2 separate regions of the Homo sapiens genome follow, and region 1 is linked to region 2. Evidence: chromatin loops called from intact Hi-C (ENCODE). Cell type or tissue: ascending aorta. All regions are shown on one strand. Links, peaks and the distances in the headings refer to the core of each region. The heading gives the core; the rest is flanking DNA. Region 1 holds the start of RAG2 (recombination activating 2). Region 2 holds the start of TRAF6 (TNF receptor associated factor 6).

Region 1 (12,193 bases), core at 2,791-10,790, 84 kb after region 2:
AGCCTTGTGTGACAGAGTGATACTCCATCTCTAAATAAAAGAAATCTAAAAAGAAGAAAGAAAAAGAAAAAAAAAGAAAAAGAAAAAATAGTCTATGCTTCATGGGGAAATGGAAAATATTAGCATTATGTTTTGAAGAGTATCTGATGAGTAAGAGCTATTCTGTCATGCCCTCAGTCATTCAGTATTCATTCTTTCATGCAATAAATATGCATTTGGTAAGCATGATGACAAGAAACTGTTTCCATACCTAGATAAAGATTTTTGAGAAGTGAATTCGAGACAAAGATGGAGTGAGTAGACAATGTGGGTCCCAGGGAAAAGAACTCTTTGTACAATATACCTTGGGCTGAGCTGTGGAGTTGGGGAGAGCAATAGGAATCCCAGATTAGTTTCTGGGAGTCAGGAGCAGTGAGGATGTGCATCTTACTTCCGTGATAGGGCCCAGGAAAGCAGTAACATCCAGAGGTGAAATGGTAGTGATGTGTGTTTAGCCAGTGATAGTTCGGACGAGAATCTGTGGTCCAGAAAGCTGCAAGAGTAGTAAGATGTGCCCAAGAAAGGTACAGAAATAGACAATTTCCTAGATGGTCCCAAAGAGACCATTTGGCCATGCTGGGAAAGGAAGAGGCTGAATGATCTCCTTGTCATCATGTGAGCCCACCAGAGACCCAGAAAGCAGCATAGAGAGGGCTAGACATAAGGACGACTTGCAGTGAAGACTGGGCTGCAATTCAGGATCATCCTCCAAGTCTGATAATGGCAATGGATGTTGTAGCTGAAGTTAATGAGGAGGAATGATGACCCTAAGGACCAGACACTTCACCCTTCCTCACCCCTCTCCTGACAACTCAGCATTATATTTCTCCCTGGAACTTGGATGAAAGGTTGGGTAAAAATAGGTAGAACTCTAAAATTGTTGAAATTGTATTTCCAGCATACAGTCAAAGAGATGCATAATACAATGTAAGCTGAGTTAGAGAAAAATACAGCCAGGTTTATTTCTTGCACCCTGAGTATGTAAGCTGTAAAAGATAGTGGGTTCAGAGAAGGCTTCTAGAGGGAGGAGGTATCTAAACTAGGATGTAAAGAGTGAATAGAACTGGGCCAGATGGACCAGGGCATTAGCAGGAGCTGCAAAGTGCAAGAGGGAAAGTATTCTCTGCAGAAGGAACAGCTTGCTCAAAGGCCCTGGGGTTTGAAACAACCAGGGGTACTCACTAGGAGTGTTATCAGTTTGGCATTTTGGAAATTGAGTATAAAGTGCGAAGTGAGTAGTGGGGCTAAGAAATAAGCCAGGAGGGAACAGGTCAATGGACCGTTCATACTATGCTAAATGAGTGATTTATCTCTTTACCAAACTTCAAGTTCTTCGTTTTATCAATTTATGGTCTACCAAAAAGAGTATTATTTCTGACAAATCTGATCTTATAATTTGACTTTCAATGCAAGATGAGATCACATACCATCAATTATATCTTCTAATCTAGATTGTTTTATTAATCCTCTTATTAACCATAATTCAAGACCATTAGTCTTCCTCCCATCAGGCTACCTAAAATATTTTTATGTAGTCCTTGACGATGTGTCATCTAGATTTTGTATTTGTCAGTTGGAATGTGTATTATGTATGTTTATTATGGTAAAATCTCTGGCAAATACCCTCTTAAATAATTTTTACTCAGAGTGTCTGGATTTATTTCACAATGATAGAGAATAATGAAACTATGTTTTTGAACACAAGTATAACAAGAGTATACATTATTTTTCAGTTTATAATAATGTGCTTGGCCCTTATAACTGCTTACTATATGGGCAGAGCAGAATATGATTTTATTTTACTGATGAAAAATTGGATCCCTGGCCCCTGCCTGCCTCTCTGGGCTCATGCCATTCCACCCCTACTTGTTTACTGTGTTTTAACCAGGCTGACCTTTCAGTTCTTCAAAAGTAGCAAGCTTCATCTCTCCCCAGAGCCTTTGGAATAACAATTTCTTTTTCTTTACACTTTCCCTTTCCCCTAACACATTGAACTCACCTGTACTTAGAGATGTGTATAGTCCCCTAAAATGATTACCCTGGGAAGTCATATACTTATTTCTTGATACTACTCCTGTAGTCTTGTGCAAACAATTTTGAGACTTTCCTTTAAAACCCATTCATAAGCCATATCAGAAAATCCATTTTGTTAGCTTGTATTCACACTTTGTTTTTGACCTAAAGTGGTAGTGTAATACTGAAAATCTCACTCTGCTAGATTTCAAATGACACTTGTCTGTTTCCAGAAATTAAATCCATCTTTAATGAAGAAAGAGGTACAGCTGTTGAACATCTTCAAGGGAATGAATCATGGATTCTGAAGGTGATTGATTGAAATGTGAGTCCCTGAAACATTTTAGGCAAAGGCAATATTGTTGAAATAGGTGTCTGCTCTTCTAACACGGCTCATTTGAATGTTTGCATCAGCTTATTTGAAAAGCAGTGACCGTTATCTTAAAGTCACATCGAATAAACTGATTGCTGAGATGACATAAAAAAGACTTAATTGTACTCAAATATATAATCTGTATAACCAATCTGCATGCTCTTGAAACACACACACACACACACACGCACACACACACCCTCCCCCAAAAGCAGCTATACTGGTGAGATCTGAGTTTGACTATGAAATTCAGTGAGTTCACAACTGAATCACTTAGATTACCATATCTGGATCTCATTGGCTACAAAATAAATATGTGGTAATAATTCTTTAGCCACCAAATCACTGCAGACAAATCAAGAAGAGAGAATATACCTACTCCTTGGGGAAATTTCACTTTTGGACTCTGTAAAGGATATTTTCGCTCCAACTTGTGCCATTTTCTACTAACAAATAGAAAAAAAAATCAAAGTGGAGTGATCCTGAAAAAATTAGTTTAATTTTGCCGTTATTTAGGTAACATATCTTAATAATTAGAGTAAATCAATATAAATAGAAGATTTTTATATTTTATTATTTTTATATAGGTGATGGAAACAACAAAAGATCAAATCAATGTGCAACAATTGTTCAACAGGAATATTCAGCGAGCAACATTATTGAAACAGAGTGAATATGATTCAGTTTATCAAAGTTAATTTCAGTATCTGGGGACATGGAACTTTCAGCAGAAGAACTTGTACTCCAGCGTTTCATCTCTTGCATAATTCATGTTTCCCGTAAATTTGTTAGTTGTACCTTACACACTGTAGACTTTCAGTGAGGAGTAAGAGTCTTCACTGTAACTGTGGCTGAAGCTCTTAAGATAAGGTTTTTCCAGAAAATTTTTTTTTCCGGAAAATATTTCAGGAGGAAAGACATTTGTTTCTAAGGTCATCTAGTTATCAACTGATGTCTTGAACCCTTAAAATTAACAGTCATTTTAACTAGTTTCATCCTAGCGAGTGTCTAATTAGACCTTGGCAAGATCACTGATTTTATAATATTCACTGGCAGCAATCTCCACATGTTAACTACACACACACACACACACACACACACACTCACACAAATACATTTCTTTTCCTCCATTTAAATCTTCTGCCTGTAAATGTCATGAAATTCTTTAAACTTACATTATTTTGGGAAATAATATTATTCTTCTCCATGAGATTTATTTGGTGGTCCTTTCTTATTGTATTCTTACTCACTTCCTTTTTCCAGAGTACTAAGTAGCAATGGGCTCCAGTTTTCCATGAAAATTCTCACAAATAATTAGTTCAAATGACTGACTTTGGCACATCATTCATGCATCATATAATGGGGAGGGGAAATCCTTAAAGAAAATGCATACAAGTAATTCAGGAAAACATGTCAAACTTGATGTAGATTATTTATTTCTTCTTTTGTGTCAGTGGAGAACATTATCTATCTATATGTATACATATATTTATATTTATATCTACATCTGTAAAGCTATGAGAAACTAACTTGTTCATGGGCATAATCCAAAGGGTTGCTTGAAGGTATATAAAGAACACTAATGTGGGATGTAGTAGATCTTGCTTTTAAGTTTTGGCCAACTGCCGAATTGTTATGTTGCACAAAATAATCAATTTAATTCTTTTGGGTGTTAATTTCTTTATTGGCTAAATTTGTCATAAACACTTTATAGGTTATTTGTTACCAAGACTTATATAATAAATATAAACATACCTCGATGATTATTACTGCTTCTGGGTGTTTAAGGTTTGTTGAATAAAAAATCAGATCAGAAATCCTCAGTGAAGAATAAATTAGTAAATTGAGTATTTGGGTAAAATATTTTCAAAATGTATAGGGTCTAGAATGACTTTATTTATCATTGCATTATAAACACTTTTTTCTGGCCCTTAATTCATGTAACTAAAAGAAAACATAGGCATTTTAAATAAACAAAAATGTATTTTTAAAATCAATGTTATGATTTTAAAAATAGATTCAAAAATTCCATACACCTGAATCTGAAAGGCTTTTGCAAAACTAATCAAACAACCTTCTAAGAAAGGATTTCTTGGCAGGAGTCAAGATTTTTCCAGAACCTTTTTTACGGAGGGATTTCATTGGAGGCTTTTTTAAGGGTAGGACTCTTTGGGGAGTGTGTAGAGCTCTTGCTATCTCCACATGCTCATTGCAGTAATACTTGTTGCTTCCTGCTGACAGATGGATGAGTGTGCGTTCTGCCAGATCCATGCACTGAGCATGGACCCAGTGCCCATCCCCATGAGAGCAGTAGATCATGGCGGGTTTGTTGAGCTCAGTTGAATAGAATGGTACCCAAGTGTTGATATCCACATCACAAGTAGGGCAGCATGTAATCCAGTAGCCTGTCTCAGACTCATCTTCTTCATCATCTTCATTATAGGTGTCAAATTCATCATCACCATCAAAACTATTTGCTTCTGCACTGAAACAAAATTCTTCAGAGTCTTCAAAGGGAGTGGAATCCCCTGGATCTTCTGTTGATGTTTGACTGTTTGTGAATGTTGTCTGCTCTTCATTAGTATCATCTTCAGCACATTTCAACATATAGAAATAGAATCCTTCTGAAACAACTTGTTTATTGTCTCCTGGTATGCCAAGAAAAACAGTTCCATTTCCCATGTTGCTTCCAAACCATATCTTGCTGTGCTTAATGTCTGGGGTCCAATCTGGGGTCTCCATCTCACGAATTTCTATCTTGTTGTCCTCTAAAGAGATGATGTTGCAGATCATTCTTTTTTGATTTTCAAGCTGATAGCCACCAACAATAACAAATTCATCATTGTTAGTTTGAGTCAGGATTGCACTGGAGACAGAGATTCCTCCTGGCAAGACTGTGCAATTCACAGCTGGGCTACCCAGGGGAAGATCAACCCTTATTCTGTACAGGTTGGCAGGCCGGATATTATTGGCAAGTGAATGTCCTCCTAAAATATAGATGGTGTCATTTTTGGCAATAGAGACATGAAAAGATAGCCCATCCTGAAGTTCTGGAAGAATGTATGATGTAGCACACCCAAATTCAAAATCCACCAGGAAAACACAGGGCAGGCAGTCAGCTACACTATTCCATTTTTCTGTGGTTCTGTGGGTAGAAGGCATGTATGAGCGTCCTCCAAAGAGAACACCCATACTTTTCCCTCGGCTGTACACCACATTAATGGAATGACCATATCTGGCTTCAGGAACATCTCCTACCAAGTCTTTCTCTGTGCAGCGAAAAGTAACCTTTTTGTTGTTCTTGCAAACAATAGACATGACATAAATCTTATCTGAAACCTCATTGTTTGGTGTTTTCCCTCCATGGATGATGTATTGATGCTTTTCAGACTCCAAGCTGCCTTTGAATGTGCAAGTGGCTGGGTAGCGAAGAGGAGGGAGGTAGCAGGAATCCTTAGAGAAAATTGTAGGCTTCAGTTTGACATGGTTATGCTTTACATCCAGATGGAAAACTCCAGTGGGGCAGGATCTTTTGGGCCAGCCTTTTTGTCCAAAGAAGAAAACTTGTCCATCAAAATTCATCAGTGAGAAGCCTGGCTGAATTAAGGCTATGTTATTACTGACTGTTACCATCTGCAGAGACATAGTTTCTGATGGTACGTAGATTTTTGTCTGAAAGAATTATAAAATAAAATGACTTAGAGATCGCTTCATATAATCATCGTATTTAGATTCCTTCACATGTGAATAGCATTTTTTTAAGTCCTCCCACACGCTTGCAGTGGGACTGAATGAGGAAAATCCAAGGAGTTAGGTCAGTAAAGAGCCACAGAACCTTTACTGCCATTCCATCCAAGGAGCTGGGACATGTTTTAGCCACGGACTATATGCTCCCTAGGATTTCTGGGAATTGTAGTCCTTTTCCGTAAAGAGTCACCATGCGTCAGCTGAAAGAACCACATTTCCCAAGAATCCGTTCTCTCTGGGATGTGTAGCTTTGGAAATCTGTCTTTGTTGCTCTGGGAGAGGGGACTCCTGGAATGTGTCTGTGAATAAAGACTAGCCGAAGGTGCGAAGTGACTAGACGGGAGCAAAGGAGGAAAACTAGGGAATGGGAGGTGAGAGTGGCTGACACCGACCCAACGTCCGGGTTGCCGGAAGGCTGCAGCGCCCGGAGCGGTGTCGGGCAAACCGCTACCCTGGTATTGCTGGAGCCTCTCCTGGGGACTTTTGAACAGGTGACCCGATAGGAAGCACAACTGCTTCTGTTGGAGTGCGGTTACCTGGAGACCGCAGTCTGAAGGGACTCCCGGCAGAGATGTCGTTACGGTGTCCTGCCTGTCTGGATGCTTAGGAGCGCGACTCAAAACTACACCCCTGACGACCCTGGAGGTGCTTGGGGCGGGAGGTTGAAGGGGGCACCGAGGTTACAAAAGCCGTGACTGTCTTACAGAACCGAAAGATGGATCTTTGAATCCCTAGAGTGCAGGGGAGACATTGCCTGTTAAAGATGTTTACCACTTCTACATTTAGTAATAGAAATACAGTTATTAGGTTTTAACGAGTGCACTTTGAAGGTCCTTTGTTTTCTTCACTGTTTTTACTCCTGTTTTTAGGGTTCTTTTAGGGAAGCAGAGAAGGTTCCTAAACACATCTTCTTTTCATCTTCATTCTAGGAAAATAGAGTTAGTGGCTTTTTCACATCTTTCCAGTCCAAGAACTTTTGGGTAATTCTTTAATAATTCTGTAGTAAGTAAGCAGGGACTAAGCATAGAAGTGTTTGAATTATTCAGAATTTCATACTTGTGTTACAACAAAAAGAATATTTACTAGATGAAGGAAGCTTGATAAATTTCTATTTTATTATTGTTTACCTTAGAGAGTTGTGGAATACACTCCGTGTTTGCAGTGTGATGTCCTGTGCACCAAATGTTAAAGGAAACAAAACATAGCACAGATTTCTTGACTTTTAAGAGTTAATTCTTAATATGCTTCAAAAGCAGTATAAACAATGGCTGAGTGTGGACTCTGAATGCTTACTGGCTGGATTCAAATCCTGGCTCTGCCACTAACTACATGACTTTGGGCAAGTTATGTAACCTCTGTGTGCCTCAGTTTCCTCATCTGAAAACTGAGATAATAATTTTACCAACCTCATATATTGATGTCAGTTATGATTAATAGTTGAATATACGTAAAGTACTTAGAACAGGGATTTGCATATAGTAGACGATAGTTATGATTATTTTAAAATTTACCAAAAATAAGGTCTAGTGCATACGCACCTGCCAGTAATGGCAGTTGATAAGGTTGGAGAGGATGAGAAGGGGCTTTAGGATATGGGAATCAGGTCAGTGGGTATAGACAGATAAACATTTGAACTAAAAGAATTGGATAAACATATATGATGAGGGTGCTGGTAGTAGTTAATTTATTAACAGAAGATAGTTAATATTTTATTCTTCTTGTCACCCTTTGTCTAACTGGGGATAATCTTGGTATATATTCACTGGGCTGTTTTGAGAAATAAATGGGATAGCACGTGTAAATCACATAGAACAGTGCCTGGCACATAAACACTCAATAAATGTTAATTGATACTATAATTTATCTAATTTATCTTTATTCCTCCTGCAAAGATTCCTTGGACTATTTAGAATCTCTGGTCACTCTAATGAGATGGTAGTGTTTTTTTTTTGTTTTTTTTTTTTTTTGCTTTAAAGAACTTCTGTAGATCAGCTGTAATTTACTGCTAAATAATCTCTTGTAGTTATTATTTTCAGTCTACTTGGGAGACTCGTAAGGGGGTGATCTTTCAACAATTATCTGGTGGGTTATTAAAGCAGGTGAGGAAATGGTGTCTCAGAAGGATTATTATCAAAGTTATGAAAACAAGCCTGTCTCCCTCAGTTGTATATTCAGCAAACTGCCCTGCTTATAAAATAATCTAGGCAGTGTTTTATTTATATCATGGCCTACCCAAGCCTACATGAGGGAAGGCATCTGAGCAACTATGAAAAATGCTATTCATAGAAACTAAAAGGAGACATTATTGACCCTCACTTCAGAAAACTGTAGGTGATTACACTCAGCCTGAGTGATTATGATCAGAGAGTTGTCCCATTTTGGGTGGGGGGAACACCAAAGCCAAGGCCTGCTTGTTTCAAACACCTGTGATGACTGTTATTGAGATACAAGGCAAGCCATACAGTGGTAATGGATTCCAGATCCAAAGGGATTTTTCAAGAACAGTTGTTTTAAAGCAATGTTTTTATTGTCGCCTCTTGGTTTCATTTTAAGGTTGCTGTAGGAATTGTGGCTTCTCGTAAGTGAAAACATGATTATTGTAGATTACACAGAAACATTTTCTTGGGCAAGACATAAGGAGGATTGTCCATTTTTGTAGCTTAGTCTAGGCCCCTAAAGATTTTTGAAACAGGGCTTTTGACCTGTTTTCCCTTTGATGCTCTGCTTTTGGCTCATTTCATAATTTCAAGGCCCTAAAAACAGTGGTAAAGTTTCTTATTGCTAAGATGAATTACCTCCTCTTGTAACATGGTTCAAGTGTGAGTAATTAATTTTTAGATTACTCACTTTAACCAGATGATGTATGCATTTAAAGAATAAACAGGAACATTGAAAGTGTTTTCACATGATTTTGCCACATTTGGTTTTTGAAATTTTGCTTTATCAACTTGAATATATTTTTCACTGGAGTAGACCATTGTATCTCTTCCATAGTTTCAATATGACTGTATTAGTCACACCTTGGTTTTTAAAAAGAGTTTTTAAATGATTATACTATATCTAAAATAACCTACTGAAGTCTTTTCCTTTTAATAGGCTACATAAAAACAGGCAGATTTAAAAGAATAAGATCCTGTTCTTCAGCTGAGGGAGGCTTCAAGGTCAACACATTAAAGATTCTTTGTAAAGGACAGAAATATAGGACCAATAAATATATACAATTTTCCCAACCCCATGCTAACATTCTTCAGCAGGGAGATTTTCATTTATTCTCTCTGATGCTAGGGCATAGTTGAGTATAATGAAAGGACTCATAGTATGAGGTCTGGGTTTATAGTTCCTAATATCTGAACTGACTTTTTCTTTTCCAAAGAAAGATACTGTACTGTGAAACATTAAATCTTGCTGATCCGTGCTGGCCATGTTTTCTTGATTGCTCCAGAGTAGCAAGTAACCTCATGTAAGTAACTTCAGGCATTTAATGTGTGAATAACAGTATCTTGCACTGTTAATCAGGTTTGAGGCATATATTATTTTATTTCTGCTGGCAGTAAAACCAGGATTAGGTCTTCCTTCCTGTCTTAGGCCAGAGAACGATTTATGTACGAAGATTAATAATAGTGCTCTAAAGGCCTAATAATTAAATCCCTGAAGCAGCCAGAGAACAGAAAGCCCCACATTTTCCAAATTCTACTCATCCCTTCCCTATCTAGACACCAAATCCACTTGTGACTAACACACTGCCAAAATGTGGCATCTTCATTCCCTTAAAGTTTACTAACATAGGCTCCCATTTTTTAGCTTTGGTAGAAATGAAGGTATCAGACCTACCTGAAGGCCAGAGGGGCTGCTCACGCCTCTCTGAATCTTTGCCGCTAAACCAGGTATTAATTGTCAGCACTTGGGGAAGATTCACTGACTGCCCACTATGACTGTGGCAAGCAGAAGGCTGACTGTAAAGAGAGTGTGTATGTGTGCCTACAGATGTTCTTATGAACACTGATCTAATGGGAGTAACTGACTGTGACCTTTTTTTTTCTTTCTTTAGATGGTTGAGGGAGATACCCAACAGGGTGTACCCTCAGGATTTAACTCTTTCACTACTAGCAACAATGGCAACACAATTCACTATTTGTACAGATAAAAAGAAATCTGGGCAAAACTTGATTTTTAAAAATTAAGAACATTTTAGAAAAACACAGAAGAAATACATATAGTTTCTATGGTTTAAATAAACACTATTTTGAATCAAATGAGAAAGTATTTGTCCTGAAGCAGAGACCACTAATACCAGTGCTATTCATTTTAACTTTGAGGTACTCTTTTGTGGTCTCATTTTCTTTAATGCAAGGCTCAGAAGGAAGGAGTTGTAATTATTCGAGGCCCTCTACCAACTTTATATCAGGCAGCTACTGAGTAATAATACAGTGTAATGATTAAGAAAATGGGCTTTTGGGGTCAAGCTCACCTGGTTTTCTTTGCCAGCTCTGCTATTTTTCAGGTAGTAGAGTCATCTTAATCCTTAAGCCTCTGTTTTTCAGGTAGAGTCATCTTAATCCTTAAGCCTCTGTTTCTCTGTCTCTGAAATGAGGATAATAGAAATATTTACTTCAAAAAGTTGTCGGGAAAAGATTAAATGAGATAATGTATGCAAAGTGTTCAGCCAAGGAAGAGTTTAATATTCCATAGTGATCTTGATAGCAAAAACTACCTTTATAATTTCTTTTATTTTCTTTTTTTTGAGATGGAGTCCCGCTCTGTCTCCCAGGCTGGAGTGCAGTGGTACGATCTTGGCTCACTGCAACCTCTGCTACCCAGGTTCAAGCGATTCTCCTACCTCAGCCTCCCGAATAGCTGGGATTACAGGCACACGCCACCACACCCAGCTAATTTTTGTATTTTTAGTGGAGATGGGGTTTTGCCATGTTGGCCAGGCTGGTCTCAAACTCCTGACCTTGGGTGACCCACCTGCCTTGGCCTCCCAAAGTGCTGGGATTACAGGAGTGAGCCACCTCGCCCAGCCTATAATTTCTAATAGTAGCATAATTTCTAAATGCAACCTAATTTACCTAACCTTCCACTATTGTTGGTCATTTGATCAGTTTCCATATGGCTTAGATGATAAAATGTAATGATCAGAGCTAGGCAAATCTGGGTTTGAGTTTCAGTTCTGTGACCTTTTTGAGTGTCAGTTTTCTTATCTCTAAAATGGCAATAATAACTACCTTATTGTAAGGATTAATGGATTAAAATGTCTATAGAATGTACATAGTAAATCTTACCTAATGATGAAGATGTACATATATTACCTAAATATATTTGCATAAGTGACTAATTTTTTGCAAAATTTTAGTGTATATTTTCAGGGTTGATTTTTTTTTAAACAGATGTATGTAGCTCAGTTGATTGGTTGATTCTCATCATTTGAAATGTCGATCCATCCTTAAAAAAGCATCGTCATCTCTTCTAGTTCCTTCTGTGATGATTTTTTTAATCTGCAAAAGGATATTGGGTTATTTCCCTAACCTATTTATGTGTTATATAAAGTGTTGTATAATGATTAAGATACTTGAAATTACAGCAACCATAAGGACAACTGTCATAAAATTGATATATTGGATGTCTTCACTGTAAATACAAAATAAGAAATGCAAAAATAGAAACCATGGATAGATTTAGATGTGTTTTAGCCTTTGGATTTTACTAACATCAAAAAACAGGCAATTTTTAGCATAACAATTAGTTGCTGAATGGGTTAGTTGTCTCTTGACAAGACTAGAAATTAGTAGCACATTTGAAAATGGGTTTTAAGACTCCAAGTCCTTGCTATACCATTAGGAGAGCATTAGACTTACAGTGATCTCATACAAGGTTCCTGATCTCCAAAAGTCCTCAGCATTGAAACTAAATATAAAATAGTAAACTATATTTATTGAGCATCTACTATGTACAAAGCCATGTGGAGAATTAGAAAAAAAATCAGACACAGGTCTTGCCCTTAAAGCAGGGGTTGCCAATCCC
Region 2 (12,193 bases), core at 2,589-10,588:
GTCAATGTTGATGGCTGTTGACTGATCAGGTTGGTGGCTGCTGATGGTTGAGGTGGCTGTGAAAATTTCTCAAAATAATACAACAATGAAGTTTGCTACCATGAAGTATTTCTCTGTAGCATGTGATGCTGTTTGATAGCATTTTACCCCACGAGAACTTCTTTCAAAAATAGCGTTAATCCTCTCAAATTCTCCCACTACTTTATCAACTAAGTTTGTAGAATATTCTAAATCCTTTGTTGTTATTTCAACAATGTTCACAGCATCCTCACCAGGAGTTGATTCCATCTCAAAAAACCACTGTTTGCTCATCCATAAGAAGCAACTCCTCATCTGTTCAAGTTTTTTACCATGAGACTGCAGAAATTCAGTCATATCTTCAGACTCCACTTCTAATTCTAGTTCTCTTGCTATTTCTACCATCTTCAGTGACTTCTAATGAAGTCCTGAACTCCTCAAAGTCATCCATGAGGGCTTCTTTCAAGTTCAACTTCTTTCAAACTCCTGTTAAGGCTGATATTTTGACCTCCTCCCATGAGCCACAAATGTTCTTAATGGCATCTAGAAAGGTGAATCCTTTCCAGAAAGTTTTCAATTTACTTTGTCCAGATCCATCGGGGGCTCATTCTCTATGGCAGCTATAGCCTTATGAAATGCATGTTTTAAATAATAAGACTTGGAAGTCTAAATGACTCCTTGATCCATGGGCTACAAAATGAATGTTATATTAGCAGGCATGAAAACAACATTAATCTTCTTGAACATCTCCATCAGAGCTCTTGGGTGATTAGGTGCATTGTTAATGAGCAGTAATATTTTGAAAGGCATCTCTCTTTCCTGAACAGTTCTTGACAGTGGGCTTAAAATATTCAGTAAACTACGCTGTAAACAGATACGCTGTCATCCAGGCTTTGTTGTTACCTTTATAAAGCACAGGCAGAGTAGATTTAGTATAATTATTAAGGGCTCTAGGATTTTCAAAAGTGTAAATGAGCACTGGTGTCAACTCAACATTCACCAGCTGCATTAGCCCCTAACAAAAACGTCATCAGCCTGTCCTTTAAAATTTTGAAGCCAGGAATAGACTTGTCTGTAGCTATGAACATCCTAGGTGGCATCTTTTTCCAATAAAAGGCTGTTAAGTATACACTGAAAATTTGTTGTCTGGTGTAGCCACCTTCATCAACGATCGTAGCTAGATCTTCTAGATAATGTGCTGTAGTTTTACATCAACACTTGCTCTTTCATCTTGCACTTTTATGTTACGGAGATGCGTTTCTTTCCTTAAACCTCATAAACCAATCTCTGTTAGCTTCCAACTTTTCTTTTGCAGCTTCCTCACCTCTCTCAAACTTTACAGAATTGAAGAGAATTAGGACCTTGCTCTGGATTAGGTTTTGGATTAAGGAAATGTTGTGGCTAGTTTGATCTTCCATCCAGACCATTACAACTTTCTCCATATCAGCAATAAGGCTGTTTCACTTTCTTATTAGTGAGTTCACTGGAGTACCACTTTTAATTTCCTTCAAAAACTTTTCCTTTCTATTCACAATTTGGCTAAATGGCCCATTTTGACTTCTGATGTGCCTTCTTCAGTAAGCATAATTATTTCTAGCTTTTGATTTAAAGTGACAGACATGTGGCTCTTTGGTTTACTTGAACACTTAGAGGCCATTGTAGGATTATTAATTGGTCTAATTTCAATATTGCTGTGTCTCAGGGGAGTAGGGAGGCCTGAGGAGAGGGACAGTAAGGGAACCAGCTGGTCAGTGGAGCAGTCAGAGCTCTCACATTTATTAAGTTCATCATCTCATATGGGTGTGGTGCATGTACTCCAAAACAACAATTACAATAGTAACATCAAAGATCGCTGATCACAGATCACTATAACAGACATAATAAAGTTTAAAATATTCCAAGAATTACAAAAATGTGACAGACAAATACAAAGTGAGCACACGCTGTTGGAAAAATGGCGTGCAAAGACTTGCACAACACAGGGTTGACATAAATCTTCAATATGTTAAAAAAAAAAAACAAAAAAGTATCCGGGAAGTGCAAAAAACCAGTGCTATAAAATGAGGTATATCTGTACATTTCTGTGTCCAATTACTTCCTTAGGTAAATTTCCTAGAGGTAGAATTGTTGGATCAGAGGGTATGTAACTTTTTAAGCTTTCTGATAGATAATGCTGGTTATCTAATATGTATCAAAGACATTCTAATTTCCACTCACACAAGCACAGTATATATGCAAGAGTCCATTTTCTCTACGCTTGACAACATCAGGTATATTTCAGTCTTGAACCATTTTTTTTTTAAGTAAAATCACTTTTGAGAAATTAGTATTTGTTATTTGGTGTAGGACATATATCCAAGTGCTGGCCACAAGACAAAGGCAGAAATTATGAAGCTAGGTGTATCTTTTCTTTTCTGCCCAAATGTCCAGTTTAAAATATAGTTTATTGGATAGTCTATACACTGCCTGCTTCCAGTCCAGTTCAAAAGGCTTGAAGGTCTTTAGGTCTGAAGAGACCTTTTATAGCTAATGTGTTCCTAAGAAAATCTGTCTAATCAGTTATAATTCCTTAAAAGGAACTCCACTGTGGGAATGCAGTGTGACACATAAAAGTGAGCATGTTCAAAATCTATTTGCCTTCAAGTTTCACATTACTTTCCACGCTTTAAGATGCAATCCAGAAGCTTTCTATTTTCCAAATAAACTTTTTCATATAGTTATCCTTTAAGTCCACAGTATTTAGTTTCATGTAACTAGACATAAAGGGAAAATTAAGTTAAAAACAATTCTTGACTGCCACTTAGCATTTTTGTTTCCTCTTTCTTTGGTAAAACATTTTGTCCCTTTAGTTTTAAGAACTGCAATGACTTAAGGAAAAATCACCTAACTTAATTATAACGATAACTAACACTAAGAGAAGAACAAAAAGTGCTTTGTATATATACGTATATACACATAAATGTATATACGTGTATATATGTATATATACATGTATTATACATACATAAATGTATATATGTATATATACATGTATTATACATACATAAATGTATATATGTATATATACATGTATTATACATACATAAATGTATATATGTATATATACATGTATTATACATACATAAATGTATATATGTATATATACATGTATTATACATACATAAATGTATATATGTATATATACATGTATTATACATACATAAATGTATATATGTATATATACATGTATTATACATACATAAATGTATATATGTATATATACATGTATTATACATACATAAATGTATATATGTATATATACATGTATTATACATACATAAATGTATATATATATACATGTATTATACATACATAAATGTATATATGTATATATACGTGTATACATGCATATATACATGTATATATGTATATATACGTGTATACACGTATATATACATGTATATGTATACATACACGCGCGTGTATATATGTATACATACACGCGCGTGTATATATGTATACATACACGCGCGTGTATATATGTATACATACACACGCGCGTGTATATATGTATACATACACGAGCGTGTATATATGTATACATACACGCGCGTGTATATATGTATATATACACATACATACATGTATTATACATATAAACATATACAAATATATGTATATATTATATATGTGTATATATACACATATATACATGTATTTTATATATGTGTATATATATACATATATATACACACACTTTTTTTTTTGTCAGGGTCCTGCTCTATTGCCCAGGCTGGAGTGCAGTGGCACGATCATGGCTCATTGCAGCCTCCACCTCTTGGGCTCAAGTGATCCTCCCACCTCAGTCTCCCAAGTAGCTGGGACTACAGGTGTGTGCCACCAAGCCTGGTTAATTTTTGTATTTTTTTGTAGAGACAGGATTTTGCCATATTGCCCAGGCTGGTCTCAAGCTATCCTCCCACCTCAGCCTCCCGAAGTGCTGGGATTACAGGCATGAGCCATTATGCCAGGCCTAAAATAAAAATTTCTTACAGCCTCTATTCTAGTATACTTACGTGGCTTTCTACAGGAATTAATGAAGGGATGGAACAAAGTATAAATTGTTCCTTAACTTGTATGTTAAGAGTGTCCTGACTGTAATCCCCTTTTGCAGTTGCGAAATCTAGTATGATAAGCACTACCTTAAAGATTGTGGAACGTTAACTACTGCTAACTTATTTCAGCCGTAAAATGAGTAGTATTGAAAGCAGCCTTGTCATAAATCAAGACTTAAATTCACGAATTAGTATCTGGGTGTACATTATAATCAAAAGAGAATACTGTAACATGTCTTGGGGGAGGGGGAAGTAGGATAATCCACAAAAAGTTTGTCCTCCAAGGCAGATGCTAAGGAGGTATGTGCCAAGTTAAAAGAAGTCAACAAGTTATGTCTTAAATGAGTCAATTTTAAGTCAACTGAAATTCATACGAGTAAACATGTAACTTATTGAAGTAAAACCATGTAAAGAAAATATGAGAAATTATCTTTAATGTGCTACTAGCTTTAGAAACAGAAACTGTTTACCAGCTTCTTAAATTTCTAAAGTGTGAAGACCTACAAATGTACTCCAATGGCCAAGAGATGCTGCAAAATACTCAACTGTTGTGCCTTAACTTTGAATCCAAATTCAAGGGGCATTCCCCTTCCTGGGCACTATTTACTCTGCTCCAGGAGGCAAGGATTTGAACTTCTCTCCAAATCTAAGTGTCCAAAAGTTTACCGGCATCACATGCCCAAATTTATCACAGAGAAGAGCTCATGTTACAATTCTGAAATATTGTGGTGCATGCAGGCTGAAACTCTGATGTGATCCTGTACCCACCACATGCCGGACTCCTTCCTAGAGTCACAAAAGAGGCCACATTGTTCCTGCCTATACACTCAACCTCAAAATTTGAAAAGCCCCTCTCCCTTCCCTAGTAATCAAAGGAGAATGAATGAAATGATAGCGGCCAAGTTCACAAGGCCAACACAGAATTTCTTTACCAGTTTTTCTCGTTTCTACATGGAACCTGTGTAACAAGACATTCAGTAATAGTAATCTGCTCTCAGAGAAAGAAACAATTAAATACCATACAGCGAAGCTGCTAATACTTTATTTAGGTGCTTTCTGTTCACATTCAAGACAGTCCTAACTCAGCTGGAGTTCCCCTTAAGCCAAATACTAGGAACAGCTTTATCAACCCGGCGTCTGGAACAATCGCTCGAACTACCGAGTTTAGGGGCGGGGGAGAAAACATTCGTGTCATCTGAGCCTTTTTTTTTTTTTAAACTCGCTGCCTGAGACTTCTATAGAGTTCAACAGGGAATCCAAAAATAGCTTTCCCATGACAGTGACAGCCGGAGTCGCCAGGAACGTAAAGGATTTTTTAAAAATTTAAGCAGGTGTTTGCTCCAAGGAGCGGACAACTGCAGGAGGCAATTTCCTTATCTGGGAAGGGGAAAAAGCGGAGTTGAGGGGAGCGAGGTTGAGTAAGGCGACGCGGGGTTTTTTAGGGGGTGGAATGAGCGAGGAAGAGGAGGCCTGGGGAGCAGAGGTCAGGGGACAGGGAACGGTGTCCCCGACCTGTGGGAAGCGTGGGGACAGAGGCTGCGTCCCGACCTGCAGGAAGCGAGGGGCAGGGAACGGTGTCCTCGACCAGCGGGAAGCGAGAGGACAGGGGCGGCGTCCCCGACCCGTGGGAAGCAAGCGGGTAGGGGCGGCGTCCCTGACCTGTGAAAAGCGAAGGGACAGGGGAGGCGTCCCCGACTGGTGGGAAGCGAGGGGACAGGGACTGCGTCCCCGACCTGCCGAGAGCGAAGGGGCGGGGGGCGGCGTCCCTGACCGCTGGGAAGCGAGGCGGCGGCCGCCAGGAGGAGGCGCCTGAAGGAGACTCACCGTTCTAGTGCGCGGGGAGGCCGAACCAGGAGGGCAGGGCTCCCCCACCAACCGCACGACTCCGCTCAGCCAAGGCGCTGGTAGAGGACGGACACAGACACTGCGCGCCGAGACGAGGCTGCTTGGACGGCAAACTCTGGATCCAGTGGGAGCCTTCGCCACCTTCGCTGGCCGCCCGCAGGCCAAGCCCCAGCTGCGGACGCCACTGCTTCCGCCTTCTCTGCTGGCTGCGGGGAGCGAGGGGCAGGGAGCGCGCCGGGGAGGAGACAGAGCGGCCGAGTTCGGAGAGAGTGCCCCCTGGCGGTGATCCTCCAGGCGGACTGTGGCGCGGGCCGGGCGGCGCCCCCAGCCCCGCAGCCTGGCTTTCTTCCTGCTCGGGTGTCCCACCTGGGAATTCGTTGCACCGCACAGCCGAACCCGAGTGTGTCAATGGGTGTGTGTTGGAATGAGGATGGCGACGAGAAGATCCCTCCCGGAATAACTTAATTTGGTGAGCAGTGGCGACAGTAGTAATCCCAAACTGCGCTTTTATAGCACCCCTCTCCAAGCAGGAGAAAACCCCAGCTGGGCTAGATCGCTTGACCTTCAGGAATTCTTAAACCCCTCCCCAGCTCCACCCTCCTTGCCCAGGAAGTTTCTGCGATCCATAGAACCCTCTATTATTACCTGCTCTTCCCCTTCATCCGGTCCAAGGGAGTCAGCCCTTGCCTTAAATATTTCTTTGAATTTCCTGCCAAGAACACCAGCGCTTTGTCTTTCTCTGTCATGGGAAAACTATTTTAAATTCCCTGTTTAACTGGTCATAAACGTCTAGAGAATGTACCACGCGTTTTGCTGGAGAAGCACAAAAGAGTTTCATCCACCTCTGCATATTTGGTTCATCGTCCACCTCTTAGGGGAGGTTTTCCAGGATAGTAGTCATGCGTATGTATCCTGAAGCCAGAATGCTTGGTTCCAATCCGGTTTTTCCTACAATAAATGTGTGATTCAGGTAAAATACTTAATCTGTACTTGTTTCAGTTTTCTCATCTCGTATTAACATGGGGATAATAATAGTATCTACCTCACAGGGTTGTTGGAAGGATGAGATAAAATATGTAAAGAAATTATTTAAAACTATCTGGCCAGGCACAAATAGGCTCATGCCTATAATCCCAGTACTTTGGGAGGCTAAGGCAGGAGGATCACTTGAGGCCAGGAATTTGAGACCAGCCTGGGCAACATAGTGAGACCCCATCTTTACACAAAATTTAAAAATTACCTGGGTGTGGTGGTGCATATCTGTAGTCTCGGCTACTCTGGAGGCTGAGGTGGGAGGATGGCTTGAGCCCTGGCAGTCAAGGCTACAGTAAGCCATGATTGCACCACTGCATTCCAGCCTGGGTGACAGAGTGAGACCCTGTCTCAAGGAACAAACGAACAAACAAATAAACCCAAAACTAGGACATAGTATGGGCTCAATAAATGTTACCAATACTATATGTCCTACTTTCTGGCTGCCAATATTCATTAAAAATGCTTCTCTTTTTAAGAAGAATTTATCACTGGTTCTCAGGTTCTGTCAACCCCCTTTTAAAAGATTGTATTTTGAAACACTTAAGACATAAAAAGAGCACAAACATCTGTGTGCTCACCACCCAGCTTTAAAAAATAAAACATTGCCAGCCTTTGTGTATCCCTCCCTAGAAGCTCCTCTTAAAAATTAAATCTCTTATGGGATGGAAGAAAAGATCATTATATGAAATTGAGAGCTGGAGAAAAGGAAGAGCAAGAGAATCAGAGTTCCCTCCACTTCTTAGTGTGAGCTCTGGGGCAGGTTACATAACCTCCATGAACTACAATGACCAAAAACTATAAAAAAGGGGATAATGTCTACCTTACCAGGCTTTTGTCAGTATAAAATAATAAAAATCTATTGTGAGAGACTCCAGCACCAGGCTTTCAAAAAGATTAGGTGTTCTGTGTATGTTTCTTTACATTGTTTTCATAAGTGCCCTCAAGGGGCCTTTTCCTACTCCTTCAAATCCAATTTATTCAATATAGGAGAGAGTTTTAGTGCTCATCCATGCCTTGGGCACACAGGAAACTTACAAATACCATTTCCCTTTGCAATCAGGCAGGGCCACGTGACTAGTTCTGGCCTGTGAGCTATGACGAGAAGGATGCATATCATTCCTAGGTCAAAGCGTTTTATTTTCATTGCAAGACTGTTTCCCCTGTGTGCAACCAAGGAGCAAAGGGCAACTACAAGAGGGAAGAGATGTATCACTCAGTTGATGTATGAAGGGCAGTTGCCTTGGAAAGTCAATCCACCTGCATTGGACTTACGAGAGCAGGAAACAAACGCCTGTTATTTTAAGCCATTGAGATATTGGGATTGTCTTTTCTGCTGCATAGCTAAGCCTACTTTATGCACAGTTCTTTCTTGAATTCTTTCCTGATACTCGAAATAAGAAAGCCAAAGTTCTACTCCTGCTTCTGACTCTCATTGAAATTGGGACCTGGTCAGATGTCCTTATCTATAGAGTTGTAATGAAATCTATCCTGTCTTCTTTTCAGAGCTGTTATGAGTTCAAATGAGGTCATATGGAAAGATACCTTGCAAACTAGGAAGTCCTACGCAGATGGAAATAATTGAATATTCCTATTAGTAAAGTTACCTATATATAGCAACCACAATGATCAGGTTTCCTGAAAAGCTGCTATTAGATTGGTGCAAAAATAATTGTGGTCTTTGCCTTTACTTTTAATGGAAAAAATGCCAATTACTTTTGTACCAACCTAATAATTTAAAATATTTTGTCCAGTTGTCCTTATAAGTAAATCAAACATGAATAAAGATATAGTCTCCATATCTTCTATAGTTTCAATGCGTCCCCTAAATTTCATGCGTTGGAAACTTGATCCCCAATGTGGTGGTTTTGGGAGGTGGGACCTAATGAGAGGCATTTGGGTCGTGGAAGGACACTCTTCATGAATGGATCAATGCCATTATCATGCGAGTGAATTCGTTATTCTGGGAGTAGGTTCCTTATAAAGGGACAAGTTTGGTTCAGCCCCGTCTTTCTCTCCATCTCTTTCTCTCTTGCCTTCACTTTGCCCTCCAACATAGGATGACACAGCAAGAAGGCTCTTGCAAGATACCAGCCCCTTGAGTTTGGACTTCCCAGCCTCCAGAACTAAGCCAGTAAATTTCTGTTCATTATAAATTACCCAGTCAGTGTTATGCTGTTATAGCAGCACAGATTGAACTAAGACAATATCATTCCTGGGTTGCTGTTTCTCACATCCTATTTGAAAAATGAAATAGGAAATAGTTTTACACAGCTGAAGGTAGAGTTGGGAAGGTAAAACTTCCCCAAACATTTGGAAATAAGATGGCTCTCTACAAGTTGAATTATAAAATTATGACACAATTCATTAGCTCAAAATACACTTATTGAACAACCATTATAAGTGTGTGTGGCAGCCTGCCTTGAAGATGGTATTTATGCCCACGTGTAGTTTGCTTCCACAATACATAGGGCTGCCTCATGTAACAGTATATTAGTCTGTTCTCACACAGCTGATAAAGACATACCTGAGACTGGGTAGTTTATAAAGTAAAAGAGGTTTAATGGACTCACAGTTCCACATGACTGGGGAAGCCTCACAATCATGGTGGAAGGCAAAAGGCATGTCTTACATGGCAGCAGACAAGAGAGAGAATGAGATCTAAGTGAAGGGGGTTTCCCTTTATAAAACCATCAGATCTTGTGAGACTTATTCACTACTACAAGAACAGTATGGGGGAAACTGCCCCTGTGATTCAGTTATCTCCCACTGGGTCCCTCCCACAACACGTGGAAATTAGGGGAGCTACAATTCAAGATGAGATTTGGGTGGGGACAGAGCCAAACCATATCAAACAGGATATTGTGGAAATGACGGAATGTGCCTCCCTAGACTGGGCTATAGAAGACATTGTAGCTTCTGTCTTGCTCTCTCTTATTTGCTATGAGGGAAAAGCCCTGCCCTGTCCTGAGGACACCCAAGTAGCCCTTTAGAAAGGCTGCTGAGCAACTGAGCCCTCTTGCCAATAGCCAGACGATTGCTGAGGCTTTCTGCCAAAGCCTTGTGAGTGAGTCATCCTGGAAGTGGATCTTCCAGCCCCAGTCAAGCCATCAGATGACATCTTGACTGCAATCTCACAAGAGACCCTAAGCTGGAACCTACAAAAACTGTGATATAATAAATGTTGTCTTAAGCTCTAAAGTTTGGGTAATTTGGTACACAGCAATAGATAATTAATAGAATGTGTTAGGCACTGTTCTTAGCCCAGGAGATACAGCAGTGCAGCAGTCCCCAAACATTTTGGAACCAGGGAGTGGATTTTTGGAAGACAGTTTTTCTACAGAGCAGAGTGGGGCAGAGGGATGGTTTTGGGTTGATTCAAGTGCATTACATTTATTGCGCACTTTATTTCTATTATCATTACATTGCACTATATAATGAAATAATTATACAACTCACCATAATGTAGAATCAGTGGGATTTCTGAGCTTGTTTTGCTGCAACTAGACAGTCCCATCTGGGGGTGATGAGAGACAGTGGCAGATCATCAGGCATTAAATTCTCATAAGGAGTGTGCAACCTAGATCCCTCACATGTGCAGTTCACGAAAGGGTTTGTGCTCTTGTGAGAATCTAATGCCACAGCTGATGTGGCAGAAGGTGGAGCTCAGGCAGTAATGTGAGGATGGGGAGTGGCTGTAAATACAGATGCAGCTTCATTCCCTCACTCACCACTCATCTGTGAAGGAGAGATTTAAACTAAATACCTGAGTGATGGTTTCTGCATGCAAAGATCTTTCAGCAGAGTGGTCCATGCAGAGGGAACACCTATTGCAAAGGCCCTAAAGCTGAAATAAGCTACATTTATAATCCAGAGCCTTAAAGTCAGTGTGGTTGAGGCAGGGAGAAGGAACTAAAGCAGCAGGCTTCAGATCAGAGTGGGCATACTCCTGAGGGGACACAAAACTTTCCAGAAGGTGTCTGTGCCCAGCTGTTTTAAGGAGGTGACACAACCTGGGGAGACTGTGTGTTCAGAGAAGAAACGCAACCTGGTACATGCGATCTGGACAAAAACACCTGAGAGTCAGAATCTTTCTTGTGCCAGAAGCAAGAATAAGAATGTAGATACGCTAACCTTTTATGAAAGTATAGACCAAGAAAGAATGAGGTAATTAAAAGGCGAAAGAGGAATTCGATATGATGGGACCTAGGCAAGGTCAGAGATCTAGTGTGGCAGCTGTTTGGAGGAGGAGGTGCCTTGGATCAAAATCTCCCCCTGGTTGCCCATTTTCAAAGGCAGGCATTTTGGAGATGGCCTGATGTCATAATCTTTGAGTTGTTAAATGTTACAATTGCTACCAGCAGTTAATGAAGCCAAAGAAGCACATGAAAGGATATTTCTGAATACAGGATTCTGGCCTTAAAATACACTGTAAGTGTCCTAAGTTTCTCAGCAGCCCCCACCATTCCACCCTCTTCTCCATCCTCCCCACTACCGTACTCCATCAACATGAGGGAAAGTGCTCAGAGCAGTGGAGGGGCAGGGCAGTGGGAGGGGGTGACAAAGAGGGAAGGGAAGGTGTGTGGACATGTGGATTTGTGCAGGGAGGCTCCCGGGGAGACTGTACACAGTAATGGCAGGCTTTGGAGATGCACCTTTGGTTGTCAACTGTCCAGGCTAGAAGCAGAGTCTGAGCCACCAGGAGGCAGAAGTTTAGTTTTAGAAATCACATTGAAATCTACAAAAGTTCTCCAAAATTTCCAAGACAACGAGTTTTCCTTGGTAAAGCCCATCTACTAGCAAGGAATACAAATATGTGCCCTCCTTCTCCGTTGTCTTCCCCAAATCCAATAAAAAACCTAGGCTTTTTTTGTGGTCACGCTCATTTTTCCTGCTCTTGGATAAAGGAATGAGTCTATTTTTTTCTTAATTTTGAAGAAAGGGGAAGGTGGGCACATATCCACTGCATTGGAGCCAGTTTTGTTCTTAATTTTGCCGCTGTTCATCAAGCAATGTTGAGATGATAAATTCACCCAATTAACTGCTTTCCTTGAGGGAAAAAATGTACCAGCCAGAGGATGTAAGTATCTGATCTACTTGTGAATTATAGTTTTAATGCAAATGAATTGCTTTTGTCTGATTTGCCTATATGTTTCTTGTGAGCCGAGTTAGTGCCCAGACACATGGTGTGGTAAAAATCACTG

The links. Peaks named below come from ENCODE experiments on the same cell type or tissue, not always from the same donor. Only the 100,000 strongest peaks of a DNase experiment are listed, where the experiment ranks them.
Region 1: it touches region 2 in a loop (2.2-fold over the local background); 8 of 110 quality-filtered maps call a loop at or near these places.

The regions. Positions count from the first base shown.
Region 1 is chr11:36,588,099-36,600,291 of GRCh38, forward strand. It overlaps RAG2 (recombination activating 2), which reads right to left and starts at 10,138. Exons shown (of 2, transcript NM_000536.4): 1 at 10,004-10,138; 2 at 3,845-6,097. The coding sequence starts at 6,070. The coding sequence ends at 4,487. IFTAP (intraflagellar transport associated protein) reads left to right here and starts at 6,404. Exons shown (of 6, transcript NM_138787.4): 1 at 6,404-6,494. RefSeq lists an enhancer at 6,311-6,450. In ascending aorta, for the core only: no CTCF peak of the experiment used is centred there; a DNase peak (open chromatin) is centred at 6,363; H3K4me3 peaks cover 1,687 bases; H3K27ac peaks cover 495 bases.
Region 2 is chr11:36,504,112-36,516,304 of GRCh38, forward strand. TRAF6 (TNF receptor associated factor 6) reads right to left here and starts at 6,161. Exons shown (of 7, transcript NM_004620.4): 1 at 5,937-6,161. It also overlaps a transcript of RAG1 not described here. RefSeq lists an enhancer at 5,980-6,029. In ascending aorta, for the core only: a CTCF peak has its summit at 6,239 (motif pointing left); DNase peaks (open chromatin) are centred at 3,943, 6,200 and 6,526; H3K4me3 peaks cover 3,231 bases; H3K27ac peaks cover 2,915 bases.